2 separate regions of the Mus musculus genome follow, and region 1 is linked to region 2. The links are chromatin contacts, found by Hi-C or POLR2A ChIA-PET in ENCODE. All regions are on one chromosome and are shown on one strand. The core of a region is the stretch at or near the end of the contact, and the rest is flanking DNA. Distances in the headings are between cores, read along the strand shown. Region 1 holds the start of Rad54l (RAD54 like (S. cerevisiae)). Region 2 holds the start of Lrrc41 (leucine rich repeat containing 41).

The links. Hi-C counts contacts between places; a loop is a spot of excess contacts on that map. ChIA-PET counts read pairs that join two places held with the same protein, here RNA polymerase II (POLR2A).
Region 1: POLR2A ChIA-PET joins it to region 2 with 47 read pairs in embryonic stem cell. The contact joins the promoter of Rad54l here to the promoter of Lrrc41 in region 2. A Hi-C loop is called at or near these places in 1 of 37 maps with a recorded cell type or tissue (T-helper 1 cell). POLR2A ChIA-PET finds 5 or more read pairs at or near these places in 4 of 5 experiments (Patski and embryonic stem cell).

What each region holds. Positions count from the first base shown.
Region 1 is chr4:116,119,577-116,125,985 of GRCm38, reverse strand. Rad54l (RAD54 like (S. cerevisiae)) reads left to right here and starts at 2,297. Exons shown (of 18, transcript NM_009015.3): 1 at 2,297-2,924; 2 at 3,004-3,090. The coding sequence starts at 2,922. 2510003B16Rik (RIKEN cDNA 2510003B16 gene) reads right to left here and starts at 2,146. Exons shown (of 3, transcript NR_131048.1): 1 at 1,870-2,146.
Region 2 is chr4:116,070,660-116,076,824 of GRCm38, reverse strand. Lrrc41 (leucine rich repeat containing 41) reads right to left here and starts at 1,556. Exons shown (of 10, transcript NM_153521.2): 1 at 1,218-1,556. The coding sequence starts at 1,416. Uqcrh (ubiquinol-cytochrome c reductase hinge protein) reads left to right here and starts at 1,755. Exons shown (of 4, transcript NM_025641.3): 1 at 1,755-1,909; 2 at 6,068-6,088. The coding sequence starts at 1,856.

The DNA.
Region 1 (6,409 bases), core at 1,048-3,547, 48 kb before region 2:
GGCTCAGCTACATATGCCACTTGTGATAAAGCCAGTTAGGCTTCTGTTTCCCTGCTAGAGAACTGGTTTTTCAGAAATCATATGATTATCAATCTGCTAATTTAGCTGATATACTTGAAAGGCCCCAGCCCCCACTGCAACACATCCTGTCCTCCCTGGTCCTTTTTCCTCCCCTCCCCTCTGACTACATAAGCTAGTCCCAATACTTCAATGAATGAGCTGTCCTGTGAAACAGTCTCCTGGGTTGGTTCACCCCTGCCTTTCAGCACCAAGACCCTGCTCCCCTGATCCTCTGCATCCTGATGGCCACTGGTGTACAATGGCTGAGGGGCAGGGGCGGGGGGGGGGGGAGGTAGGCCCACAGATATAGGGTTAAAAATTAGGGAGGTTGGAGGTTGAGCCTGGTGGCATAGGGCTATAATTTTAGCACTAGGAAGTAGAAACAGGAGGTTAGCACTGGATACATCAGACCCAGTCTCAAAAGAAGCAAAACAAACCTTCAAAAAGGAAATACTTGCCAGGTGTGGTGGTGCACGACTTTAATCCCAGCACTTGGGAGGCAGAGGTAGGTGGATTTTTGAGTTCGAGGCCAGCCTGGTTTACAGAGTGAGTTCCAGGACAGCCAGGGCTATACAGAGAAACCCTGTCTCAGAAAAAAAAAAAAAAAAGAAAAAAAAAAAAAAGAAGAAATTGAGATTAAAAAAAAAAAAGGAAATACTTATATATTTTCTAGGGCTAGGTAGAGTTTCTTTCCTTTAAAGAATATTTCTCTGTTATTAGAGCGTGTATGTACATGATGTTTGTATGAGGGTGCGCATGTGCCATGCTGTACATATGGAGGTCAGAGGTCAAGTTTGTGGATCAGTTCTCTCCTTTCACCTTGGTGTGGGCTGTGGGCACTGAACTCATGTCCTCAGGCTTAGGTGACACATGCTTTTATCCACATCCACACATCCCTTATACCCCCCATTTTGAGACAGATTTTGACTATACAGCCCAGGCTGACCTCATAGTCATGGCAAAGAAGTTAACTGTTCTTTTTGTGTATGTGATTTTGTTTTTCATTAAGTTGCTCACAGCCTTCTTGTCTCCCAGCAAGATATTCCTATGGAAATTAAAATTTCTTCGGTTCATTGTTCCCAAAAGCCAAGGAAAGGACATAAGTATCTCTTTAGTATATCCTCATTTCTGCTAGGCGGGCTGGGGATGACAGAGGGTCATAAGTTTAAAGATAACCGGGTTACACAGCAAGACCTTGTCTCAAATAACAACAAACCTCAGCAGTGACCGCCTCACGAAGTTCTACCACTATGCTATATTCCTAGTGCCCCCAAGACACCACACACACACACACACACACACACACACACACACACACACACGACAAAATGGGGACAATAAACCTTATCTGAGGATAGTAAATGATTTATAATAGCTAAGGAGATCCTTTTAAGTAGATAGTGATTAAGTGTAATGGGCATGCTATTTTGATTAGTGAGCACTTAGGTAATACATGGGGGCTATGTTAAATACTTTGAACACTTTTTTTTTTTCCCGTTCTTGGAGGGTCTTTCTACAGAGCTGTCGCTGTCCTGGAACTCATTATGAAGACCAGGCTAGTCTCACAGAGATCTGCTTGCCTATGCCTAGTGAGTACTATAATTAAAGGCCTGCGCTACCAGGCGCAGCTACTTTGTTCACTTTAATTAGACCCTGTGAATAATCCCTTAGGAGAGGTACTATAATAATATCACTTAAAGGAAAAACGGATTTTTAGAGAATGGGTGACTATGCCCCAGGAAAAGACAGCTAGCTTATTTCAAGACATCTCAGACCAATTGGCAGTGCAGCACCAACACCTCCGCTCACCTTTTGACTGGCCACTGGCCTTGCCTGCTTCCAGCTCAGATTTCTGCTCCAGGTCTGGCACAATAAAGAGCCTGAATCAAATTCCCAAAAATGTGCTGCCTTTTGAAATCTATTCCAGTAGCAACTCCTCCGCACAGTACTTCGGTGCAAAACATCTATTTGGTTCAGCTGCTTCGGCCAAAGGCAGGAGCCAGGAAGAGGGACCGTTGGCAAGTAAGAATTCTGGCACCTGCCTGTTGCTGCCACCAGGATAAGCCACAGCTCCTAGTGGTCTGTTGAGCCTCTGGGCGGAAATCCAAGACCCTTATTAGCCTCAGCCCTAGGCCCGCCCCTTCCTTTAGGCCGGATCGTCGAGCGTCAAGTTCACTGAACGCAGCCAATAGGGGACTGTGGTGGCAGAGTGGCGGGAGGTTCGATTGACACTGCCTGGAGGCTCTTAACGCGCGCTTTGGGAAGAGGAAGAATAAGGGGAAAGATACCGGAGTCGCTCTTTGCCTCTCTTCAGCTTCTAAGATTCTCCTCCTCCCAACCTGGATTTTTAACTGGTCCTTCCTGGGTTCCTGTTTAACTTCCCACAAGGCGTTCCTAGGTCTCTGCTTGCCTTCCTCACACTGAGGTTTGATGTCGGTCCAGCTCTGGTAAATTCTATCCCTCTCCTAAGAATTCAGGCGTCTCGCCTTCGTACTTAAGACTGTACTTTTTCGTAGGTGTTACTCTCAGGGAAGCAGCCCAGCTAGGGACGTTATTCCAACTCCACTTTGCTCATCTGCAACTTCAATCTGTCTTCTTTCCCATCCTAGATTTAGACCCAGCTCCGCTTGGACTTGGCTTTGGATATTTTGACCTTGAGGAACTTGGGGACCGACATTCCTGGTTTGGACCCAAGCCTCATCCTCTGATTGCATCCCCTCCCCTCATACCGACTCTTAAGACAATATTTTCAATGATATAGCAACTTCCTTTTATAGCATCCCCTGGTCCTGCATTCTCTGTTGCTGAGTGCTTTTAACTTCGCTGATGGGCACTTGACATTTGATGCTTCTGGGGCCAGGATGGTAAGTGTGACCTTAAGCTGACTTAAGGGGCCTGGCTGCAGGATCACTGCAGGAACTCACTTTCTGTTCTCCCTTGCAGAGGAGGAGCTTAGCTCCCAGCCAGTTGGCTAGGAGGAAACCAGAAGACAGATCATCAGATGATGAAGACTGGCAGCCTGGGACAGTAGTGAGTGTTTAGGGGAATAAGGAAAATGAGGTTCATAGTCATCTTGAGAAAGTACCTTTCATACATTTTTGAAGCTTTTTTTTTTTTTTTTTTTTTTTTTGAGATGAGCTTCTCACCAGGTCTGTAGACTATGGTCTGTCTCCCAAATGCAGTGTGTGGTCGTAGGCATGTGCCAGGCACACCTGGCACTTAAGGTTTTTTTTTTGAAACAGTGTTTCTCTGTGTAGCCCTGGCTGTTCTGGAACTCTGTTTGTAGACCAGGCTGGCCTTGAACTCACACAGAGGTTCCCTTGCCTCTGCTACCCAGTGTTGAAAGTGAAGGTGTTTGCCACTACTGCCCCGCGTAAGTAAATTTTAATGAAAATTTACAGTATACTAAGCATTGGAGAAGATTAATAAAATTGTTATCCTTGGGGCTGGAGAGATGACTCAGTGGTTAAGAGCACTGACTGCTCTTACAAAGGTCCTGAGTTCAAATCCCAGCAACCACATGGTGGCTCACAACCATCTGTAATGAGATCTGATGCCCTCTTCTGGAGTGTCTGAAGACAGCTACAGTGTACTTACATATAATAAATAAATAAATCTTAAAAAAATTGTTATCCTCCAGGTAGGTTCACTAGAAATTAATACAGTTTCAGTTTTCTTGGTGGGAGGAGAATATCAAAACCAAGGAATGGTAATGTTGGGTTCCAGGCCTGCCAAAAGTGGGGGTGGTGGTGTACTAATATATTCTGTGTGCTTCCCTAACTACATAGTATATTCAGGCCAGCCTGGAATACATGAAAATCTGCGTTTAAAAAAAAAAAGTAGGATTTTGGCATATGAGAGCTTTAGAGTTTCTCTGATATCCCTGGCTGCCCCTGAAACTTGCTCTATAGAGATCAGGCTAACCTCAGAATTTAGAGACCTGCCTCTGGTTTCCAAGATCAGGGATTCATTTGCCACCATGCCTGGCTGGGTGTTTTTTTTTGGTCTATTTTGAGACATGAATTCTGTTATGTAGCTCTCTGACTGACTTGGAACTCACTGTGTAGACCAGACAGAGATCCACTTGCCTCTGCCTGATGAGTGGAAGGATTAATGGCATGTGCCACTTTTTCTGTCCTTAGAAGGTACTTCTTGTTGGTGTCTGTATATGAGTATCGGCCTGTGAAGAGAAGGGCCTGATAACTGTTTCAGGAAATTCAGATAGCTTGACAAGTTGTTACAAGTGTGCTCTGATGGCTTGGTGTTCACTCTTTTTAAAACTTATTTTGTAGGGAGTATGCATATGTCATGGCACTGGGTTTGGGTACCTAGCTCAGGCTGTCTGGTTCTGAGGCAAGCATCCATTCTGCTTAGCTGGTTCACAGCATCCTCCTCTCCCCCGCCTTTTGAGACAGCTTCTCTCATGTAGCTTAGGCTAGCCTCAAACTCATGCTATAGTTAACAGTAGTTTTAAACTGTGAGCTTCCGCCATCTTCTACCTTCAGACCAATCCAGCATGCTTGGCCTGGGGTGGGGCTCTTTAGCATTGCTGCTTTGCAGGGAGTTTTTATCTGTGAGGCAGGAACAATGGCTCCCTGTCACCATTTACAAACATCTCAGAGTTGAACGTGGGGCAGCTTTTCTGCAGGTGGGTGAGTCATGATTGTAGCTTTGTTTGGATGGTTGCTCCTAAAAGTATGGGTTTGTTTGTTTAGTTTGTTGGTTTTTCTTTGTTGTTGTTTTGAGACAGGACCATTTTTTTTTAAAGAATTATATATTTTTTGTATATGGTACACTGTAGTTGTCTTCAGACACACCAGAAGAGGGCATCAGATCCCATTACAGATGTTTGTGAGCCACCAAGTGGTTGCTGGGATTTGAACTCAGGACCCCTAGAAGAATCAGTACTAGGGGGCATGACCAAAAAATGTGCCAGCCCTGGGAACTGGGAGCGGCCCTCTGTTCCCTGGCCACCTGAGAGCTGTCCCTGCCCCTCAATGGCTGTAGTACTCAGGAGAGCAGGCTCTACCTCCCACAGACAGCACAGTACAGCTGGCTCTGGTTGAGGAGGCTCAGGTAAGCCAGCTCCTAGGATGAGTGGGAGAGCTGGCCCCATCACTCCTCTGGCATGAGCTGGCATGGGTGAAGGGGTGATTCAGTACTGAGAGCTGACCCTGGGGTCATGAGAAAAGCTGGAGAGGTATCCCTGCCTGTCATTGGCTGCAGCACTTGGAAGAGTGGGCCATGCACTTCACCTGGGCAACACAGGGGAGCTGGCCCTGATTGTGAAGGCACAGGTGGACCAACCCTGAAAATGTGAGAGGGGAAGAGCTGGCCTAGCTCCTCACAGGCTGCAGCATTTGGGAGCCGACCTCAAACCTTGCCTGGGCAGCACAGTGGAGCTGGCTCAAGAGATGTGGGGATGGGTGAGCCAGCTCTGAGGCATGAGAACTGGAGCGCTGACCCTACCTCCAGCTGCTGAATGCACTAGGTGGCCTGGCCAGAGCACTGCTGGACAGTTTATGCCGGTGGTGCAGATAAGTGAGAGGTGTCAGGCTGACCAGCTCAGCTATCACCCAGGCCCTGATCTAAGGCTCTGAATTGGCTCATCCCAAAATCTATATCATCTGCAAATGGTTGGGATGCAAATGGTCCTGCTGTCCCAAACTATACGATCTGACACGAGGCAGCAGGATAACTGGGAGGAATCCCTGTGAGGATCTAATATTAATGGTGTCACAGAGGCCAAAGATCTCAAACCAGACCAATGACTTATTTACAAGTAAAGATGTATAGACAGAAGGATATACTGTGGGACACACTGTGACATACTACATCCTCCCCCCGTCTCTCTTTCTTTCTCTCTCTCTCTCTTTTTTCCGAGACAGGGTTTCTCTGTGTAGCCCTGGCTGTCCTGGAACTCACTCTGTAGAGCAGGCTGGCCTCAAACTCAGAAATCCTCCTGCCTCTGCCTCCCGAGTGATGGGATTAAAGGCCTGCGCCACCACTGCCCAGCCTTCCTTTCTTCTTTATGATGTTTGTGTATTTTATTTTGGAAGGGGACAGGAAGGTGAGTGGGAATGGAGTGCATGATGTGAAACTCACAAAGAATCAATAAAAAGCTTTTAAAAACTGTGCCAATAAGATATGGTGGCACACGCCTGTAATCGCAGCATTGGTGGTGGGGGCTGGAGAATCCATTGTTGGCCACAAAGCAAGTGTGAGGTCAGCTTGTGCTACTCATGACCCTGTCTCAACGAAACAAAAGTATTGTCAGGCACCACACTGAACTTTTTTTGTTTGTTTTTTGAGGCAGGGTTTCTCTGCGTAGCCCTGGCTGTCGTAGACC
Region 2 (6,165 bases), core at 307-2,806:
ACCCTACTCCACTAGCACCAATTCTGTCAGGCCCATGGCCTCCCTCCCTTGTCTCCCCTGAAGGCCCTAACTTTCTCTTTAACTCTCTACTCTCACTTTTCACGTCGTGGACCCTTTCCCCGCTTAAGTTGCCAGGCCGCTGGCCTGCGGTATCCTCCTCCAGCAGGGCCTCCTTGCCATCTGGTCGGGGAGCAGAAGGCCTTGGCTCACACCGGAGCGGAGCGGACTGTCTAGCCGGGTCCAGCCCCTCCGTACCGGCCGCTCTCACAACTAAGGCCTCGGCTCCCTCCTATTCGGCCCAAGGCCTCTTCCCCATGACGCGTCTCACCCGACTCTAGCTCCGCAGTCCGGGATACCCTGGCCCCTGCCCGGCCTGAGGCCTCTTCGGCCCTTCCCGCCGGCCGGTCTCCCGAGCCTGTCCGTGCTTACGGAGCGTCTCCCGGAGCCCTCCACTCACTTTCCTACCTTCTCCACCACCGCCCCGGTCCATCCAGAAGGCCACCGGCGCTACCTGCTCGGCGGGCAGACCCGCAGCTCAGTTTAGCAGCGAGGTCTGGGGCGTCGGTGCGCTCCCTTCAGCCCTCGCTCGGGCCGTCAAACAGGCCACGGCGCTCCCAGCCTTTTCGGCTTCTCCCCGCGACTCCGGTCCCTCGCTCGCTCTCCACTGGGCTGTCCCACCCCGCCCATCCGCGGGGCTCCCGGAGTCCAGGTACCGGTGGTGTGCCCGGCGGACAGCGGAGGCCCCGGGCCGGCAGCGCAGGTGGCTGCGGGCCTGGCCTCCTTGCCTCGGGTCGGGCCTGCCAAAGTCGGTCCCTGCCCCGGGGCAGCCCGGCCATCCCTGCCCCGTCGGTTCGAGATCCGAGAATCCTCCGTTCAGTCCGGTCCAGCCCAGTGTCAGTTCCGAGCCTGTGGCTCCGGCCTGCTACTCCAGCCCCCGTCGCTAGGGCCCTGGCAGCTCTGCCCCGTACCGGGCCTTCTGGCCTCGCCCCCCGCGCCCCCCAGGCGAGCCGCGGCTCGGCTTCACCGGCTCCCTCGGTCTCAGGCTTCACTCCGTCCCGCCCTGTCAGTCACGGAATTTCTGTTCCGACTCCACCATCGAACTCCCGGGGCTCCCAGCTGGGCCTGGCCCCGGGCCTCTCGGCCTCGCCCCCCGCGCCCCCTGGCCGCCGGGCCGCCCCCGCTCGCTGCCGGAGGTCGCCCCTCACTCCGCGACTTACCCCACACCCCGCTCTCCAGAACCCCCATATGGGCGCTCACTGCCCGCCCGCACAGCTCGAACAGGGCGGGGGGAGCGCTGGGGCCCGAGGCCGAGCTCTTCGCTGGCGCCGCCTCCCGGGACGTGGCCTCCATGGTCGTTGCTGCCGCTACCTCACAGAACCAGCAACTCCGGGCGCGCCAGGCCTCGGGCGCCGCCATCTTGGGGAGGTGCGCGAGCCCGAGAATGACACCCGCGGGCCGCCATCTTGAAGAGGTCAGCTTTTAGGACCGCTCCATAAGGGATATGGGGAAGAACAGAAACAACATTAAAAGATCGTCAAACAGAGGAGCAGATGACTCAAGTATCTTAGGGAATACTACTTGGAAAAATACTGTAGATCAACACATTTGGGCAAGAAGTGACCGAAAGGATGTTTCTTAGCAAATTCTTTGCAGGCGTATATAGCAGCTCCCCCTACGTCTCGTAGCTAGCGAGTAGTACAGCCCAATTTGTGCGTGTGTTCGGGACTACGAGGAGTATGCCGCACTTCCGGCCAGGTCGCCGGATATCCGTCGAGTGACCCTTACTAGTCCTTCTTAAACCTGAAGTGGAGTACTACTCTGGTTGCGCTTGTTGGATCCCAAACCGGCTCCCGACATGGGACTAGAGGACGAACGAAAGATGCTCACTGGATCTGGAGACCCCAAAGAGGTAAGGCTTCGAGGTTGGCGGGCCCGGGACCTAGCTCAACAAAGCACCTCCCGGGGCTCTCTTAGTCCGGGTTTATAGCCTAGGGTTTGCGGGGTCCAGAGAGGTGGTTTCCGTTACTTACCTTCAGAATTCTTTGGTTGACCTTGGGCAGATTAATAGCTAGTCTTTCTCGGGATTGGCTTCCCCAAACCAGGAATGTGAAAGTGTAACTGGAGTTTATAATGCTGCACTGATAAACTTGTGTAAACAAACAAACAACCCCCCCCCAGGTTTTTGAGGTTCTAATTTGATAAATGTTTTGAGGTTCTAACTTGATAAGTGCGTGAAGCAAAAAACTAACGTTAGTCTTTAACGTAGCTTAGGTCAGAATTTATTTATGGAGATTTCGGGGACCCTAGTCTTCGGAAAAGTGCTTTCAGGAGTTGGGGTGTAGCTTCATGGTAAAGCTCTTGCCTAGCATTAACAAGCCCTGTATTCGCTTCCCAGCATCTCCAACAAAAAGCGGTTCTTTATCTTTTGGGATGGAGATGGCCGAGGACTTGTGCCTTTGGGGACAGTTTAAGAATGTGTAGTGTAATTCTGTGGTGCAAGAGGGAGCTCTTTCCCAAGTTGAGCATCATTGTGATAAATATTGGCTGCTTATGTGCTGAGTGCTTTATATGCACTAAGATACTTAACTTGCACAGTTTCCCCATGAGGTAAATATCAGGTACATTATATATTTTTGTCACTTTTATTACATGAGGCAGCAAGCAAGGAAGTTTATCTTGAATGAGGGCACACAACTAGCAAGACAATACAACTGGGACTCCAATGCAGACGTCCAGGCTTGAGAGCCAGAGCTCTAGCCCGAGACTCACTTTGCTTCCATTTCCTGTGCATTTGTCTTGTCTACTTCAGGACAAGCCATCAGGGCTTAATGGATTAATTAGTTGGCAAATTATTTATCCCTTAATTTTTTCAAGTTTTCATTCTCAGAAAGTTTAACAGGATACCACAGCAGATAGAAGTTTTAAAATTAAGAAAGTTGGGCATGGTGGTCCGTGTCTTTAATCCCAACACTCAGGAGGCAATGGCAGGAGGATCTCTGTAAGTTCAGAGCCATCCTGGTCTTCATATCAAACTCCATGACAGCCAGGACTATAGAGATCCTTTCTCAAAAAAACAATAAACCAACAAATCAAATAATAAAATGAAGAAAGTTAAATTAATTTTGTGAAAGATCCATAATGAATGGAGATGAAATCTTTTTATTCAGTGTGACTTTGGATTTTCTCATTGGTGGAAACAGAATTAGACCTGTATTTGGATTTGTTTAGCATGGTGTTTTTAGCACATTAGTGTTGTTATAGTAATGCCAATTGGGAAATGACACAGTTGTCTTGCTTCTAGAATGCTAATTTCAGGTGTGTCCCCCCCCCCCCCCGATTTTATTTTTACTTTAAGTGTATATTTGTATTTTGCTTACATGTATACCTTTGCACCACTTGCAATGCCTGATGCCCTCTGAGACCATAAGAGGGCACTAGATCTTCTGGAACTGGAGTTAACGTTTGTGAGCAACCATGTAGGAGCTAGGAAGAGCCAGGGTTTTTTTGGAAGAGAGACAAGTGCTCTTAACTGCTGAGCCATCTTTTGTGAGCATGTATAGGTGTTGGTTTGTGCATGCTTCTGTCTGTAGGTCCTTTCACATGGGCTCCTGGGATCAAACTCGGGTTGTCGGGCTTGGTAGCAAGCAATTTTACCTGATGGTTTTAGGACTTGGACCCAGGGCCTCAGGTATTCTTTACCACTGAGCTCTGATGTCAGAGGATCTTTTTAGGGGGATACTTTTTCTTTGTGAATTTTAAAAAATAGTTTATTTTTATGCATACAATTGTTTTACCTACATATGTGGCTGGAAGATGGTGTTGGATCCCCTGGGACTGGAGGTAGAGATGGTCTTGAGGTGACATGTGGGTGTTAAGAGTCAAATCTAGTGGGGCTGGAGTGATGGCTCAGTGGTTGAGAACACTGGCTGTTCTTCAATTCTCAGCAAGCACATAGTGGCTCACAACCATCTATAATGCCCTCTTCTGTCTAATCTAATGATCTAATGCCTTGTTCTGTCTGACATGCAGGTATACATGCAGATAAACCACTCATATACTTAAATATAAATCTTTAAAAAAGAGAGTCAAAGCTGATTCTTTTGCAAGAACAGCAAGTTCTCTTAGCTACTGAGCCATCTCTCTATCCCTTTAATTCTTTTTTTTTTATATCCCCCCCACCCCCCCACCTGCCTGCCCGCCTGCTTGCCTGCTCCAGCCCTGCTAGCAAAGAGGGCATCAGATCACATTACAGATGGTTGTGAGCCACCATGTGGTTGCTGGGAATTGAACTCAGGACCTCTGGAAGAGCAGTCAATGCTCTTAACCGCTGAGCCATCTCTCCAGCCCCTTAATAAATTCTTGAAAGGCGTTTTAAGAAACCTTATTGATGAAAAACTAGCATCTATATTCTATGTAACATCTTTACACTTAGGAGAAACCTTGCCAATCACAAAAAGAGTAAAGAGCAGAGGTTACAGTGGCACCTCCTGTCCTCACTTGTAGGGTACTGTCTTGGTTAGGATTTGGGAAACATGGTTGTTGAGCTCATTTCCCTGTGTGTCTTTATCTTCTCCCAACTGTGGATACCTGTATCTACAGCAGACAGATCACTGTGCCATGTGCCAGATTTAGGACCTGTGCTCCAACAGGTAATTTTTACAATTAGGGAAAGAAAGGAAACTAATTAAAAGTTATACAGTGGAATTAGAAATAGATTATGTGGGGCCTGGTGTTCCCTTTTCTTATATTTATCTGCAAGTTAAAAGGCAGTGATTATAACTTTAAGTTGACTAAAGAAGGATTTAGGTTTGACCATATTCATATTCCAAATTCAACTTGAGAGCACCTCTACAGGCACCTGCATTTTCATATGTGCGTACACACATACACACCCCTGCAGTTAAAAAAAAAATAGTGAAAATATTTTTAAGTTAGTTTTCCTCTAAACTTGGTTTGGGATATAAACAAAGTTTAGCTATTTTTTAGTTATTATAGGTTGTTATTTGTTTTGTTTTGGTTTTTTTTGGGGGGTGGGGGGGTTGGTTTTTTTTTTTTTTTTTTCGAGACATGGTCTCTCTGTGTAGCCCTGGCTGTCCTGGAACTCACTCTGTAGACCAGGCTGGCCTTGAACTCAGAAATCCGCCTCCCAAGTGCTGGGATTAAAGGCGTGTGCCACCACTGCCCGGCAATTTTTTGTTTGTTTGTTTGTTTGTTTGTTATTATAGTTTTGAGACAGGGTCATATATCATCCAGGTTGACTGAACTCAAACTTGGACTCCTGGTCCTCTGCCTTTTAAGTGTTGGGTTTACAAGAGAGCACCCCACACCTGGTTAAATGAAGGCAGGTTGTGGTTGTTTTTGTTTTGTAGATAGATACCTGATGGCCCATTCCCGTTGGCCGCCATGCACAATGATACACACACCTACACCTGCGCACGCATGTGCAAATGCTACACACACACACACACACACACACCAGTATTTTTATAAAAGTTGGGAAGGAAACTGGATATAGTGACTCATGTATTTAATTTCAATACTTGGGAAGGGAAGGTAGGGGGTCTGTTACAAAAATGAAGCCAGTCTGGGCTACAGTGAGACCATATCAAGCACGAATAAAGAGTCACAGGGAAAACAAGGTTCGGAGCCTTGGTTCCTGTGGGGCGGAATGATGGAGGCAAGGTGAACAAGCTTAATCAGTTTAAGGATTAGGTAGTTTGAGTAATTTCGGTGAGCTCTGAACTGTGGTGCTGGTTCCTTGTTGACCTTTGGCTCTGGATCGGGGTGATACAAAGTTGGTGTCTGAGATTTTTGCTTAAGAAAGTGATTTGGTAGATGGGTCTTAGATTGGTACATGAAAGGTATGTTCCCAGGCAAATGTATATTATCCCTAAAAATTAGCTAGTTCTGGGAAGGCAAGATTTAGCACTGAGATTGAAGCTAGGATGACAAAACATCATAAAAGAATGTGACTGATAGTCTCTTGTTCATAATTATGGTATAAGTGTGATTAGGGAAATGCATGTTATACAATGGCTGCTAATTTAATTTTCTTTCCCTTTTGTAGGAAGAAGAGGAAGAACTAGTGGTAAGAGCGGCCTCCAGTTTGGAACTACCTTACTAGAATTGGAAGGCTGAGCTGTATTGAAACTCCAGGGTATTTTA